3 separate regions of the Homo sapiens genome follow, and all the other regions are linked to region 3. Evidence: read pairs that join two places in POLR2A ChIA-PET (ENCODE). Cell type or tissue: Caco-2. All regions are shown on one strand. Links, peaks and the distances in the headings refer to the core of each region. The heading gives the core; the rest is flanking DNA.

Region 1 (5,645 bases), core at 336-5,335, 97 kb before region 3:
CAACAAAAATTAGCCAGGCGTGGAGGCAGGTGCCTCTAATCCCAGCTACTGGAGAATCATTTGAACTGGGGAGGAAGAGGTTGCAGTGAGCCAAGATTGCACCACTGCACTCTAGCCTGGGCAAAAAAAAAAGAAGAATCTGGACTCCAGTCTTCACTAACAAGGCTTTCTGGGTCTTGATTTCCTCATTTGCAAAATGACAGTTACTAAGCCAATAGTCCCTAAGGTACTCCTAACTCTAAAATAGTAATAACCTTATCACATAAAATAATCAGGAGCAGAGTACTTGTGATAATTTTATGTGTCAACATGACTGGGCCACAGGGTGCTGAGACATTTGGTTAAACATTATTCTATTGTGTCTGTGGGTCGTTTCTGGATGAGATTAACATGTGAATCGGTAGACTGAGTCAAGCAGATTGCTCTCTCCAATGTGGGTGGACCTCATCCAATCCATTGAATAAAACAAATTGGCTGAGTAAGGGGGAATTTGCTCTGTGTCCAGCTGGGACACTGGTCTCCTGCTTTCAGACTCGGACCTGGACTCAGCTGGAAATTTACTCCATCAGCTCTCCTAGTTCTCATGCCTTTGGGCTTGGACTGGAACTACACCATGGGCTCTCCTGGCCTCTTACTTGCTGACTGCAGACCTTTGGACTTCTCAGCTTCCATAATCATGTACCAATTCCTTATAATAGACAGACAGGCAGGACAGACAGACAGACAGGATAGACAGGCAGGCAGGCAGGCAGATAGGTAGATATTTCGTATTGATTCTGTTTCTCTGGACAACTCTGACTAATAGAGTACTGTATGGAAAGAAAGAAGGGGATGTAGAAATCCTGAACATCACTTGTATCTCAGCCTTGGTGCACACTTTACATTTCTCATTTCTGCAAGAATGGAGAGGGTTTGATATAATCATGGACGTTTGAGACAGAAGAGTGGCTTAAAATAACAGAAGGTGGCTGAGGTCCCACTGAGACTGGAGACCATGAGAATATTAATGCCTCCCCTACCAATCTTAAAGGATAGCAGTGAAAATCAAGTAAGATCATGGATATATCTTGTGCTGTAATTAATGTAATTTTTATTTCTTGATGACTTAACGGGAAAGAAAAGAAGTTGGCTACAGCTGCTATTATCACCATCACCATCAGATAAACAGCACTCTCCCCCAGCTTCCTCGTCCATTTACCAACCCAGTTTTGGGTAAGAAACTAACCTTTTGAGGCACAAATTGCCTCTGGGACAGGTTAAGCCTAACTGCCATTCACACTTTAGTATTAAGTCAATCAATTAAATAATATCTACCAGAAATCACCCTTATGGAAAAAGATATTTTATTTAAGAGGGAAACAAAGCAATGGAGGAACAGATTCTCTCCAAACAAGTCAGGCTCCTGGTTGCCTGCCCTCTGCACGGGGCTGAAGACACCTGGGTCTCTGGGAACCTTGTGAAAACCACTTGGCTTCTCAGGTTCTCCATCCATGAGAAAGGGGATTGGCCTAGATGATCCCACTGCTCCTACAGCCACCCCGCCCCATGCTCACAGCCATCAGCCCCCCACTCTCCTCCCCTCCCCATCAGCTGCATCAGAGCTCTTCCATGGCCTGTCTCCCCAACCAGGCAGCATGTTCTGGACACACCAGCGCCCAGCTGGGTCTCGTGCACAGCAGATTAGAAACGTTTGCTTGGCCAATGAAGGCATGTGGTCAAGGCTGCCCCTGGCTGCTGCACAGGGCATGGCCAGGGTCACTCGGGGCTACTTACTGCACACCTCCCCCACAAGAGACAGAGCAGCTAGAAGCGCAGGGCTGGGACCCCATCCACCCTGTGGACACTTCTCCCTCCACGCTGGGGCCCTTAGCAGTGGAAGATAGGGGCACAGCTGGGCTGACCGAAAGCAATACGCCAGGGCCACCGCGCATGGCAAAAGATTCAATGAGTAAAAACCGAACCTTACCTCTGATCCCAACGAAGATGGTCAGGCCAAAGCAGATGAAGAAGACGACAAACACGAGGACAAAGTGGCGCTTGGAGAGCGTGTAGAGCCGCATGGGCGCCAGCCTGGGGGCAGAAGCCAGCAGTGAGGGACGGTCAGGGGAAGGCCCGGAGGTCACAGGAAAGCGGCCCTGCAGCAACACCCCTCCCCACACGACACTGCCCACCTCCCCTCCCAGTCCCTCACTTCTGAAGTGGGCCTGCACTGCCACCAGGTAACCTCCTGACAAAACAGCCTCAGCAGCCAATTCAGGAGCTGCGCGTTCCTGCACGTTCCGGGTTAGAGGGTCCGTGGACACACCAGCCACCGCGGTCTGCACGCAGCACACCAACCCCACACTCGAGGAGAATGCACTAGGGGGGCTCCTAGGCCCCCCAGGGGTCACTGCCACAGAGGCAGTGGCCAGATCCCACTACTCATCTCATGCACACACATACATACACACACGCACACACACTGGCACACCCACAAGCACACGGCCTATGGGGGTGACACTGCCAGGCCCCACTCGAAGCTCCAGGTACTGCCAGCACCACACTCCTCCCTCTGCCATTCCCACAAGCCCACAACCTCACAACCTCACAACCCACAAGCCCACAAGCCCACTCCTCCCTCTGCCATTCCCACAAGCCCACATCCCAAGTCCTCCACAACTTCAGGTTCCCCTTGTGCCACCCAACACGGACGCTGCCTTGCCGTGCAGGTTTCTGTGATTTACACAGACAGGGAAACTCACTCGCCCTCCCAGGTGTCTGCCCAGTCACAGGAAAACTCTAGGAGGCAGGGATCATTTCTTTTAGAACATCCTGTATCAAGGGCCAGCAAACAAAAGAAAACTCTGTAAAGGCCCAGGTAGTACATGTGAGGCTTTGGGAACACCGGTCTCTGTCGCAAGGCACAGCTCTACTTCTCTGAGCAGCACAGGACGCACGAGCATGGCTGTGTCCCAGTCAAACCATCGACAAAAGGGGTGTGGCCGGCCCCCGCCCTGTGCCCTGAGGAGGAGACCCACAGACCAGAGGGACGTGCGGCGCTGTCTGTTTTGCTCTCTCTTCTGTGTTCTCTGTTGTCCTCGCATGTTCTGGTCTTGGGAGCCAGACCAGCGGGAAGGAGACCGAGCACCTCACCTCAGGGACAGGCAGCCGCACGTCCACCCAGGGAGATGGACATAGTATGCTCAGCCTGGCCCTGCAGGAAGGTTACTGGCTTCACGGTCCAAAGCTCACACGGGCCTGCGTGCCCACATCCCCGCAGCACACGCCTGAGAGACTGCAGTTGCAGAGCAGGAAGTCACTGCCAGGCCCGTCCCAGGGCCAGGGTGAGGCCGTGAGTCAACACCTCTGCGACGTAGCTCTGATAAGGCCAGGCCCGCTGCCCCCAGCAGGGCCTGCATGGCCACCTGGGCAGTGAGCACACAGACCAGGGTCACTGGGTGAAGAAATAAAGAATAGGTGGCTCCACAGCTGCCCCGGGACTCAGTGCAAACACTCACCCACAAACATGAGACAAGAGAGCTGGGGAAGGAGGTGGCCTGGCCCCAACTCAGCTCTGGGGCCTGACAGATCCTCAGAGGCCCAGGAGCCATAGGAATGACCTCAGGGAGCAAACTCAACACCTTCAATTCACAGGTGGGGAAAGTGAGGTCTGGAGAGAGTGCATGTGCCCAAGATGCTGCAGCCCTGCCCTCTGCACCTGCACTGCACAGAGGTTGCTCTGGGACGGCGCTGCAGGCTCCAACCTACACCAACTCCTCTGGGCAAGCCCTGCAAAGTGTGAAGGCTGGCCCAGGAAGAAGTGTCTCCTCTGACCTTCCGCAGTTAACCCAGGTGTCAAGTCTATTCCTTAGTTTAAGCATGGTGTGTTTAATACGTTATTAACACTGCAGATGGCCGGGCGCGGTGGCTCATGCCTATAATCCCAGCACTTTGGGAGGCCAAGGCGGGCGGATCACGAGGTCAGGAGATTGAGACCATCCTGGCCAACACGATGAAACCCCGTCTCTACTAAAAATACAAAAATTAGCAGCCAGGCGTGGTGGCTCAGGCCTGTAATCTCAGCACTTTGGGAGGCCAAGGCGGGCAGATCACAAGGCCAAGGCGGGCAGATCACGCCTATAATCCCAGCACTTTGGGAGGCCAAGGTGGGCGGATCACAAGGTCAGGAGATCGAGACCATCCTGCTAACACGGTGAAACCCCGTCTTTACTAAAAAACACAAAAAATTAGCCGGGCGCGGTGGCGGGTGCCTGCAGTCCCAGCTACTTGGGAGGCTGAGGCGGGAGAATGGCACGAACCCGGGAGGCGGAGCTTGCAGTGAGCCAAGATGGCACCACTGCACTTCAGCCTGGGCAACAGAACGAGACTCCATCTCAAAAAAATTAATTAATTAATTAATTTTTTAAAAAATTAGCTGGGTGTGGTGGCACATGCCTGTAATCTCAGCTGTTCAGGAGGCTGAAGCAGGAGAATCGCTTGAACCAGGGAGTTGGAGGTTGCAGTGAGCCGAGATCACACCACTGCACTCCAGCCAGGTGACAGAGCGAGACTCCATCTCAAAAAAAAAAACCAACCTAACAAACAAACAAAATACTGCAGAATGGAAGATTCCTACAGCTGCTCAGGGCCTTTTCAGTTAAAAAAAAAATGACACAAAGCTAAATGGACTAGATGGTGGGGAAATGCAAATAAAGCCTTTAGTTCAGTTAACAGTACTGCACCAAGGTCAACGTCTTCATTTTGATAAATGCGCCAGGTTATGTGAAGTGCCCCCCTGAGGGGAAGCCACAGGGCTTGCCCAGAGGAGTTGGTGTAGGTTGGAGCCTGCAGCGCTGTCTCAGAGCTACCTCTGCAGAGTGTGGGTGCAGAGGGCAGGGCTGCAGCATCTTGGGCACGTATACTGACTCCAGACCTGTTTCCCCACCTGTGAATTGAAGAAGAGTGTACGGGGCCGGGCGCAGTGGCTCATGCCTGTAATCCCAGCACTTTGGGAGGCCAAGGCGGGCGGATCACGAGGTCAGGAGATCGAGACCATCCTGGCTGACACGGTGAAACCCTGTCTCTACTGAAACTACAAAAAAAAAAAAAAATTAGCCAGGCTTTGTGGCGGGCACCTGTAGTCCCAGCTACTCGGGAGGCCGAGGCAGGAGAACGGTGTGAACCCGGGAGGCAGAGCTTGCATTGAGCTGAGATTGCACCACTGCACCCCAGCCTGGGCGACAGAGCAAGACTCCATCTCAAAAAAAAAAAAAAAAAGTGTACGGAAACACTCTGCTATCTCTGGCCCTCTGCTGTAAAGCTCAAGTAGCTTTTAAACAATGACACTGCTATTTCTGAGTTCCTCCACTACAACGTTCTCGGAGGTCCCGTCCCCCGGGGCAGCCACAGTCCCAAGACTATGGAGCTCCGAGAACTACCCAAGCAGAGGCTAAAAGCACAAGAGAAATTACTTGGAAGCAGAGAAAACCAGAATAACTATATTTTAAATCTTGATTTCAAAAACACATTATTGACCCCCTACTAGCACAGTTATTTAGCAAATGAGAAGGAACGTTGCAAAAAGAGGCCTTAAGAAAGGGCATGAGAGGCTGGGTGCGGTGGCTCACGCCTGCAATCCCAGAAAGGGCATGGGAGGCCGAGGCAGG
Region 2 (5,645 bases), core at 427-5,426, 88 kb after region 3:
GAATACCAAACTGTTAATGGTTGATTCTTTGGATACTAGAGAAGTTATATCATTTTATATACTTTTTTATCCTTTGACTTTCTCACTGTGCACATAAATGACTTACGTAATTTAAATTTTTTTTTTTTTTTTGAGACGGAGTCTCACTCTGTCGTCCAGGCTGGAGTGCAGTGGTGCAATCTCAGCTCACTGCAACCTCCGCCTCCTGGCAGGAGAATCACTTGAACCCACACCCGGCTAACTTTTATATTTTTAGTAGAGATAGGGTTTCACCATGTTAGCCAGGCTGGTCTTGAACTCCTGACCTCAGGTGATCCACCCGCCATCAAATAAAACTACCTAGCATAACTGCTGGCTCATATGACATAAATTTGATTAACCAGGCTTTACTTTACAATAGATATTCTAACCTCAAACCAAAGGGTCTCTCTGCAAATGATGTCTGGGAGGAATGACTGGGCCAAGTCCACAATGAGAACACAGGAGCTGTGTCAAAAGCCCTCTTTGCCAGCTCAAAGGAAAAAGGCACACCACATGATTCATATGCCCTTTCACAGCATTTTGCAATAAATTAATTAAAACCTTAGAAAAAAATTGTACAAAATCCTGAAATCCACTTCTATTGATCTCCACATCAAAATACAAATTTTAAACGTATATGATTAAAAAAAAAGTATGCTGTCTCACTTTTGTCTCAGGGAAAAGTTGCCTTTTATGAATTCTTGTTTGTTTGTTTGTTTTGAGAGAGAGAGAGAAAGTCTTACTCTGTCACCCAGGATGTGGAGTGCAGTGATGCAATCTCGGCTCACTGCAACATCCACCTCCCAGGCTCAAGCAGTCCTACCACTTCAGCCTCCCAAGTAGCTGGGAACATAAGGTGCATACCACCATGCCTGGCTAATTTTTGTATTTTTTGTAGAGAAGGGGTTTCACCCATGTTTCCCAGGGTGGTCTCAAACTCCTGAGCTTAAGCAATCCATCTGCCTCAGCCTCCCAAAGTGCTGGGATTACAGGCATGAGCCACCATACCTGGTGCCTTTTATAAATTTTGTGATAAAATTAAATCCTTTGCCTATCAAGATACTTTAAGCAAAAACATATACCTGGCAAAATTATGAAACTGTTGTTTATTCTGGTTTGTAGTTCCACTATAAATCAGTACACCACATCACATTGAGTTGGGACAGTCATTTTCAAAACTCAGACAAGGAATCAGAGAGAAATGAAACCTCGACAGACTAACAACAGTAAATCACTGTGTCCACCATGGCAGCTACCCGTGGTGGGAGGTGCCACCTCTGCTGTCACCACAGAGTGCTTCTGCAGAACCCAGGGACACACTGGGATCCACTCTGGTCTGTGTCATATCCTTCTTTTGTGAGATTTCAATTATGCCACTAATTGGCCATAATTTAAGGTTAACTTACTTTGATGTCTTCAAAAAGTTATATTTTTAAACAGTAAGTTTATTTTTCAAGTGATTTGTTAAACAATAATATAACTATACCTGTGCAGGATACCTATGATGCAGGCATTTTTTTTTTTTTTTCCATTAGAAAATGAGCAGATTATTAGGCCGGGCACGGTGGCTCACGCCTGTAATCCCAGCACTTTGGGAGGCCAAAGCAGGTGGATCACGAGGTCAGGAGATCAAGACCATCCTGGCTAACACGGTGAAACCCCATCTCTACTAAAACTACAAAAAATTAGCCGGGCGTTGTGATGGGCGCCTCTAGTCTCAGCTACTCAGGAAGCTGAGGCAGGAGAATGGTGTGAACCCGGGAGGTGGAGCTTGCAGTGTGTTGAGATCACCCCACTGCACTCCAGCCTGGGCGACAGAGTGAGACTCCGTCTCAAAAAAAAAAAAAAAAAAAAAAAAAGAAAAACGAGCAGATTATTTTTCTTTAAACAATGTATGTAAGTTCAATTTTATTACCAATCTTCTATAGAAACAAAATTACATGGTTAATTATTTGCTAGTTAAGCATAGAAATTACTTTCTTGTGCTATATGAATTAGAGCCTGGCAATCTGCTAAAATAAAAATAAAATAGAAAAAGATGAGATTACTCTGGCTAAACCATTTTAGATACTTGAATCTCTTAAAGCACACTTCTCTCTCAGTAACTATGTTAATATGTACTAAATAAGACAGTAGAACTGATTAGCTGTTCTACTGTCTTATTTGCAATTAGAATTCACTTGTTGGAGAAGTCTGAGTTACACTTACTTTCACAAATATGAATTTAGCTATGAAAACTAAGTTAAATTTGCAAAGACTCATTGAAGGCAAGTCACTAAAAAGGTTTCACTTGAATTAAGAGAGGAAATGTAAAAAATTAGAGATAATAATCTTAAGAGGCAGTGCACACTACTTAGCTTCCATTTCCAGGTGGCTTTAGAGTCTTGCTCATCAGAAACAGTTGTAACCATTTAAATTGTACACAAAAACTTGACACAGCTGAATTGCATAATGTGAATTAGCTTTAAGTTAAGAAAAAAAAGAAGCCACAATGTATGTGTGTGTGCACGCACATGCAAAAAAAGACAACCTGAAATCCCATGAGAACCTTTAGTAAAATATTGGCAGTGTCATGTTTTACAGCAAGTAGAACATGCCTTGGATGATGGAAAACACACCATGGTATCCATGAAGTCAGCATAAGAAAAAACTATTTACTGATCAGGCTGCTACTTAAATTATGCTTTAAGTTAAAGTAAAACGTATAAGGTGTTTATGCATTATTTTAAAATGATTTCCTATTATAATCAATTTTTCTTCCTTTTTTTTAGATTAATCAGCCACTGTACAGTCCCAATTTCCTCAAATTAGGACATTTATTACAGCATGTTGTGTTGCAGAACGTCATGAAATTTTAAGATAGATATACGGGACTGACAGATCGTCATCTAATACTTAAGGCCTCTACCAGTTTGGATGTTCCTGACCAGCAGGGGTCTCAAGTTTAGATCTGCACTTTGACATTAATACAAGAAGCTTGTATTGAGAGCTTTAATTGACAGATCTATAAAAACAGCCATCACACTTACAGTGCTGCTGTGGTCCCTGGGCCACAGCTTCTCTTTTCTGAGGACTGGGGAGCAGCACTGTGGGCCCACACACTTACCCACTCTCTCAACTGCATGGTATGCAGTTTCCCCCCCAATTTTATCATCTATTTTTATGTTTTTTCATTTTTACTACTTTATCCTAATTTTTCTCACCTGTTCATTTCTGTCAATCGCTTTGACAGAAATAAACAGAAAATATACTAATTCTCTGACAATTTTCAAAGTTCTAGAAACAGCTAACACTGTGTACTAGATAGACATTCTAACAACTTCCCAGGCATGAATTCATTCAGTTCTCACAATTACCTTATGAGATAGAAGCTATTATTGTCCCCATTTTACAAATAGAGAAAACAGAGAGGTTTAGTAACTTAGCTAAAGTTGTTCAGCTAGCAAGTGGTAAAGTCATATTTCTAATCCAGGCAGTCTGTTTTATGCCTCTGTACTTAAACACTATGGTATACTGCCTTTCTAGTTAAGGAAAATCTGATCTGAATTCTGTGACTATATTAAATTACAGTCAAGGAATTAAAGAGTCTTTCTTACATATAACAGTTACAATTATAACATTATTTTGTAAAAAAAATAGATATATAGTAAGGAGTAAAAAGAAAATTTATTACATTGCCTCTATTAGCACCTTATGCAAGTTTTATTCTTTGAAACAGGGCTACAGTATATATCTATTAGTACTCTATAAATTTCATTTTGTCACCATGAAAGACTGGATGTCCTCCAAATTATTTTAAATTAATATGGCTTTACTTGTTAAATTTTGAGTAATGACCCCTTTATTAAGGTTTCAGTACTGAAATTTCAAATTTATTATTCTAATTCAGAAACCAACCTTACCTGAAATTTGTAATAAAACATATAATTAATAGGAGTCTGATCTGAGAGTTATGAATAGGTTTAAATAAAAAAAATTTAGGGTGAGTATCTCAGCTAGCCAATTGCAGTCTTTAAAATCAAGATATTATATGATGTGGCAAGGCATAGTGGCTCACACTTGTAATCATAGCACTTTGGGAGGCTGAGGTATGAGGATCACTTGAGTCCAAGAGTTCAAGATCAGCCTGAGCAACAAAGTGAGACCCTGTCTCTACAAAAAATTTAAAAATTATCTGGGTGTGGTGGTGCACACTTGTAGTCCCAGTTATTCAGGAGGCGGATGCAGGAGGATTGCTTGAGCTTAGGAGTTCAAGGCCGCAGTGCACTATGATCACACTACTGTGCTCCAGCCTGGGTGACAAAGTGAGACTTTTTCTCAAAAAAAAAAAAAAAAAAAAGATATTCCACATTTGTAGACTTTTCCTGACATAAGCTGAGCTGCATGTCATCATATCTGATGGCAAGACTATTTTGGAGAAGAGAGGGTAAAAGTTATAAGGAACTTAAAAAAAAAAAACCCAGGAAACTTACATACCACACACTGTAATAAATTATATGTATATAAAACATGTATATTTGTATATATTGTACATGTATAATTATATTTTATATATAATATGTATATAATTATATGTGTACATATGTACATACTGCATATAATACTGGTTGAATCCTCACAACCCCTTGACACAGATAGTATCACCACTTCACCGAAGAATCTGAGGTTCAAAGAGTAGCCTGACAAAGGTGACGCATTTATTCGCCTGAAAGCCAGGATGTGCAGCCAGAGTCTGCTGACTCCAGAGCTCTTTCTGCCACAAAATGCTGCTTATTGGGACCAAAATGCTTCTCTGTGGACTATCATCTATGGTACAACCTAACTAAAGGGCACCACGCTGGATGCCCTGACTGCAGAGAAATTATACATAATAGTAGCCAGATGTAAAAGAAAGTCAGCAAGATGAGTCTTTGAATGTTTTACTTGTAATAAACTGTTATCATAAGCTCCTGATATTTTGATATTTTTATCAAGATGGTACTTTCGGTGAGTGTGGAGGGAGAAAGCCAATAGGTGACCATGCACTCTTTCTATTTTTCTTGGTAATTACTGAATGGTATACTCAGTAACGGGAACCTACATTCACGGCATCAACACACTGACGTGGGCGAGGATAACTTCTTTCCAGATAAAAGCATCAGGTCATTTGCCTTAGTCGACTAACTCTTAACTTAATTAAAAGCCCGACTTTGGGATTGGGAGATAGAATCTGACATTTCTTTGGAACTTCTAAAGCTACCTCTGGGAAGTTTTCCAAGCAGATCATTTGATTTTGCAGTCACTTTGTGTTACAGCCAATCCAGATATTTATGAGATAAGCCCTTCACACTATCCTCTGAACCAACAATCTCCTTGTCCCACAAGTCCCTGAATATCTTGCTCCTAGAGTCTTTCAGCTGTTACCAGCAAGGGCGAGTTCAGGTCTGAGGCCTCTGACTAACACGGAGTCACTCCTCATGCCTAGTTGGGGTTATAATGTCACCTCAAACCCAATTTAGACAGCTGGCTAATCACCTGTCAAACAAATTCAAATACTTGGCCTCAGGAAAGGATCAACCACTGCCAACTAATAAAAAGATACAAAAATAAATGCTGGCTGGGCATGGTGGCTCACGCCTGTAATC
Region 3 (5,645 bases), core at 481-5,480:
AGTCCCCAGGGGAGGGCCGTGTTTGTTGGCCAAGGAGTCTGGAAAACTCAAGTCTAGGGGCTTCTGGGACACTTCCAGGACATGTCTCCATATGAGATGATTCCACACAGGGGGCAGGCCCCACACAAAGGGACCTATTAACTTACAGAAATACATAATCACTGCTGAAGACAGGGCAAACCAACACACAGAAAATGCACAGAAAAATTACTCTGGTATCGTCAACCCCCAAAAGTACAGGTTAGGACAGAGGCTCTATTAGTAACAAAATCATGCTTGATCTTAAAGATACGCTGCTGTCCCTTTACCTCTGAGCCCCCTAAGACAATATTCATAACTTAGAGCTCAAGTCCCCCAAAAAATGGTTTTATTTTTGTTTCTAACTTTTATGTTCAGGGGTACACAAGCAGGTTATATAGGTAAACTGTGTCACAGGGATTTGGTGTACAGGTAATTTTGTCACCTGGATAATAAGCATAGTACCCGACAGGCATTTTTTCTGATCTTCTCCCTCCTCCCTCCTCCCACTCTCCACCCTCAAGTTGTTCCCCTTCCTGTATCCATGTGTTCTTGTTATTCAGGTCCGGCTTAGAAGTGAGAATATATGGTATTTGGTTTTTTTGTTCCTACGTTAGTTTGCTAAGGATAGTGGCCTCCAACTCTATCCATGTTCCTGTAAAGGACATGATCTTGTTCTTTTTTATGGCTGCATAGTATTCCATGGTGTTTATGTATCACATTTTCTTTATCCAGTCTACTGCTGATGGGCATTTAGGTTGATTCCATATCTTTGCTATTGTGAATAGTGCTGCAATGAACATATGCATGCATGGGTCTTTATGATAGAACAAATATTCCTTTGGGTATATACCCAGTAATGGGATTGCTGGGTCGAACGTTAGTTCTCAATTCTTTGAGGAATTGCCACACTGTTTTCTACAATGGCCGAACTAATTTACACTCCCACTAGCAGTGTAGAAGCGTTTCCTTTTCTCTGCAACCATGCCGACATCTATTATTCTTTGATTTTTTAATAATGGCCATTCTGACTGGTGTGAGATAGTATCTCACTGTGGTTTTGATTTGCATTTCTCTAATGGTTCATGATGTTGAGCATTTTTCATATGCTTGTTGGCTGCATGTATGTCTTCTTTTGAAAAGTATTTGTTCATGTCCTTTGCCCACTTTTTAATGAGGTTGTTTGGAAAAACAGTTTTCAATGAGCACAACCTGACTGGCTGCAGAAACATCAGACACTTCTTCCCTCTAATTTCCCATTCCTCTTTAGTCCAGCTATCTGAAAGGCAGACACTCTGTATTTATCCTCTGTCCTCCTCCCTCCTAGTTCTGCTTTTCATAGTAACTATCTCTGTATAACAGTTGATGATATATTTTATATAAAATTATCATAAGTATGTGTCTCTTATATCTTTGTACCAAGAACTTAAACCACTCACACAGACCTTCAACTAGATGAAAATCAGCTTTGTTACCTTTATATATATAATTACCACCCATCCTGACAAAAACAACCTTGTCTGCAAAACTACATTCCAACAGCAAGCACATCAAATGCTCACATACCTGAATTCACTGCATCCGTTCTACTCTCCCACATGAATAACATTATTCTCATCTAACATATGAGGTTAGAGAGGCTAAGGCAGGCTAGGTACCTTGTTATAGTAATAAATGGTGGAAGAGCTGTGATTCTCATCCCTCCCCAGCTCCACTGCTGGTCCTTATCTTACTACATGGTGCTGACTCTCTGAAGTGCCAACATATTGATACCACAGCCTAAAGAATGCGTAATACTCCACTGAAAAATTTAACCATTTGTCCATCACATACAAAATCGTGAGCCCCAGATGGCCCCTTAGTCCATTTGGTCAAAGCTGCTTTACTCAGAAACAAACCAAACATGTCTATAGAAAAGGCAAATAGGAAGAGAAACAGGCTGTTTACACAGCATATAAATAAATGATCTGCGGGGTTCATCACAGCAGAAGAGAGCCCACAGGTAATTAGGCAGGTAGCATGGTTGGATGAACACGGAACACAGTCGCTGGCACATCTCGAAGGCGAGGGAGGATGGTGTGACTCCAAACCAGGTAGCGCATTCGCTCGGACGACTTGGAATTCTCAGCCAAGCAGGAGTGAGAAGACGCGAAAGATTAAAGGATGGAACATTAGAACCTGGGAGAAAAAGGGCTGAAATTATTTAGCCTGGAGAAGTGAGGTCTGCAGGGTCTCAAAGGAATAATTATTATCTAGGGCAACGTTACCAGGAAATCCCCTCTTCTAAGAATGGGACAAGAACACCAACACAGGAATTTACATTAAATTAATTAGGGTGCAGCACTCATTTACTTGCCCAAGTAAGTGAAAACTTACTCTGGGAGAGGGCAGGGCACGGACACATTGATTTAATTTAATTTAGTTTGTGTAGCATATAGTCCATGTAAGATGATAAAGCAGCAAAATAAACGCTGGTACCTTTGCCATAATAATTTTAAGGCTGTGCTAGAAAAACGGGGAAGGAGTGACAGATAACAAGAACTGCCCCTCTTGTCTGAAGATTCTGAGTCATCACTGACCTGGGGAAATGAATGACTGTGATGACTGTTTGGTCAGAAGTGAGGCAGCAGGGTATGACTTCTCAGGACCCCTGTAAGTCCACAGAAAGTCCCTAACAGGTCATCTTACTTTTTAAAAGTCACATTTCTGCTGGTGTTAATTTTTCCCTGGCTGTTTACTGGTATTCCAGCCTATAAAGCCCTCGCTACAAATGTTCTGTAGTTTTGGCAAGAACAAGAGTCAAATGGCGCTAACTGCATGTGGCCACAGACACGGGGCGGGGCGTTCACTAACGCTAGTCCTGATTTTGCCACCTCACAGTCATCAATTTCCATCACTCTGTCCTCTAGGTTCATGGGTGATGGCAGAACATGAACACACTGTCTGCAGGCCCACAGACCTCACCCATGCTGAAGGTACCTCCTCCCTAAGAACCTCCGCCTACTAGGCTGAGCCGCAGCAGAACAGCACAGCTCTTCAAAGCTCCCAGATTCACGTTGTGTTTGAACAGCTGCTGTCTGCTAGGGAAAAACTCAATTGTAAGTTTGCGGTCTTAATCTCTTTCTCAAATCCCATAAAACGACTATTTTTAGAACTGATGGCTAGAACTGTGAAGCAGATGACATTCAAATCTTAATTTGCATAGGGAGGTTCACATATTTTACACGTCTAAATCTGAGGCAAAAGTGCAAGAAACTGAGCTGCATTTCAGGGAGTGTGGGTCTGGTGGAACAGGGAGAACCACTGCTCAGCTGGAAAGGACAAACTCTAGGCCACAGTGCTGGAGGCGAGTGGCCCATGGAGGGGCAGGCTTCTCCTCTGGCTTCTCCCCCTCAATGCTGAGGCTGAGCCCCGGAAAGGAAAAGATGCGGGCCAGCCCTGCCTCACCTCCCACCAGGGAGTGTGGCAATCAAGGCCTGGTGCCCGTTCCTTACTCTGCCACCTCTCCTCCTGCTAGTACACAAGACATGCCATGCGTCCAGCCAATCATTTTTTTATCTACTGAGCTGTTAGTCATTAGATAAATATTTGCTAAATGTATACAAATGGACAGATCCATGCTAGTTATAAGGGGACTGACAATGAATCAAATACATTCTCTGCCCTTGTAGAGCTTACATCCTGGCGTGGCAGGGAGAGAATAAATACAGGTGAAGTATCCTTAATCTGAAAATCTGAAACCCAAAATGCTCCAAAATCTGACTTTTGGAGTGCCAACAAGATGCTCAAAGGAAATATTCATTGGAGTATTTCGAATTTTCAGATTTGGGATGCTCACCTGATACAATGCAAATATTCTGAAATTAAAAAGAAATCTGAAATCCACAACAATTCTGGTCCTAAGCATTTCAGATAAGGAGTACTCAACCTGTATCTCAGTATCTGTGACAGGAACTACCTGATAACGTGAGGTAGTGAAATTCCGTGAAGTAAAAAACAGTGTTGAGCGAGAGCCAGAGCAACAGCAAGGGGGTCTTTTTGAAGAGAGGGAGCAGGGAGGCTGCCCTGGAGGTGGTTTGAGCAGAGGCCTGGCTGAGAGGAGAAATCTATTTAATTGGAATTGAAAGCTTCCTCACTATATTACTATTTTTGTATATAGCAGTGAGTTGGATAGAGTCTTCTGAAAATGTAGGAGGAACAAAAACCAACTATACTGGTCCTGGACAGGGAAAACCAGGCAGTGCCAGCACAGGGTTTCTGGATGACTGAGGGAGGCCTTGGGCTGAGGACTGGCTACCCGGCCACCGAGGAGGCAGATTCCTGGGACAGTCGGAGGCTCTCCAGCCTCCCTCTCCACCCTTTGTTTGTTCTTTCTGTAGCTCTCCCTAAGAAGGATGGGGGATCTGTCTTGAAGAAAATGCACCTAGTAGGATGAAATGTTTTATGTCTGTACAAACATGTGCAAAATAGTTCACTTTAAAACAGAAGAAGGGCAAGGTGCAATGGCTCATGCCTATAATCCCAGCACTTTGGGAGGCTGAGGCAGGAAGATTGCTTGAGGCAAGGAATTCAAGACCAGCTTGGGCAACATAGCAAGACCCTGTCTCTACAAAACAAATTTTCAAAATTAGCTGGGTGTGGTGGTGCACACCTGTAGTCCTAGCTACTTGGGAGGCTGAGGCAGGAGGATCGTTTGAGCCCAGGAGGTTGAGGCTACAGTGAGCTATGATCATGCCACTGCACTCCAGCCTGGGAGACAGTGAGACTCTGTTTATAACAAATTTTTAAAAGGCCAGGCATGTTATGGCTCACTCCTGTAATCCCAGCACTTTGGGAGGCTGAAGCAGGAGAATCAGTGAGGTCAGGAGTTTGAGACCAGCCTGACCAACATGGTGAAACGCTGTCTCTACTAAAAATACAAGAAAATTAGCCGGGCGTGGTGGCACATGCCTGTAGTCCCAGCTACTCGGGAGGCTGAGGCAGGAGAATCACTTGAACCCGGGAGGCAGAGGTTGCAGTGAGCTGAGATCGCGCCATTGCACACCAGCCTAAGCAACGAGAGCAAAACTCTGTCTAAAAACAAACAAACAAAAACAGACCAAGTTGGTGATCGGTCACCGTCAAACTACGTTGGTTGGAGCCACAGACAATTTTGAATACAAAGTTATAATGATTTGGCCACCAACTAAATTGTAGTAATAAAAGCTAGTTCAGCGTTCGGTCAACCAAATTTTAGTTTTAAAAGAACACAACCATCCTTGTATTTTGTAAGCAGACAAGACCCATGAAGGACTTTCTCATCTACTTACAAGAAAAAATGGGAAAAGCACAACAGGGGCAACTTCAGCAGAACAGGCAGAGTTAATCCTAAGTGAAAGAATGCAAGTCTATTTTTGCTATAGGATTCGCCTCCAAGAGTACAGAAGTCCACAATCACACATGCAATCTCTTATTTGATTTTTAAATTCCCATACCCATCTTTTTCCACCTTCTCTTCTCTTAATTTTTTACCCAGTATCACATCAACAACTGAACCTTACAGAATATAGGGTGACCTCTCCACTGGCCTTCAATGCCAGAAGACCATAAAACAAAACAAAAACCTGGGCCTAAATTATTGAAGCCTA

What was found. ChIA-PET counts read pairs that join two places held together with the same protein. Peaks named below come from ENCODE experiments on the same cell type or tissue, not always from the same donor. Only the 100,000 strongest peaks of a DNase experiment are listed, where the experiment ranks them.
Region 1: POLR2A ChIA-PET joins it to region 3 with 7 read pairs; 2 of 35 experiments call an interaction of 5 or more read pairs at or near these places.
Region 2: POLR2A ChIA-PET joins it to region 3 with 6 read pairs; 4 of 35 experiments call an interaction of 5 or more read pairs at or near these places.

The regions. Positions count from the first base shown.
Region 1 is chr6:158,569,845-158,575,489 of GRCh38, reverse strand. It overlaps TMEM181 (transmembrane protein 181), which reads right to left. Exons shown (of 17, transcript NM_001376852.1): 2 at 1,967-2,070. Among named protein-coding and RNA genes, the nearest start is that of TMEM181, 13 kb to the right of the region's middle. In Caco-2, for the core only: no CTCF peak of the experiment used is centred there; a DNase peak (open chromatin) is centred at 3,309.
Region 2 is chr6:158,384,558-158,390,202 of GRCh38, reverse strand. All of the region lies in intron 1 of TULP4 (TUB like protein 4), which reads right to left. Among named protein-coding and RNA genes, the nearest start is that of SNORA116, 64 kb to the right of the region's middle. In Caco-2, for the core only: a CTCF peak has its summit at 2,945 (motif pointing right); no DNase peak of the experiment used is centred there.
Region 3 is chr6:158,472,985-158,478,629 of GRCh38, reverse strand. The region is part of intron 6 of TULP4 (TUB like protein 4); the gene reads right to left. Among named protein-coding and RNA genes, the nearest start is that of TMEM181, 84 kb to the left of the region's middle. RefSeq lists enhancers at 2,701-2,780, 2,801-2,880, 3,201-3,250, 3,298-3,870. In Caco-2, for the core only: no CTCF peak of the experiment used is centred there; DNase peaks (open chromatin) are centred at 3,019 and 3,329.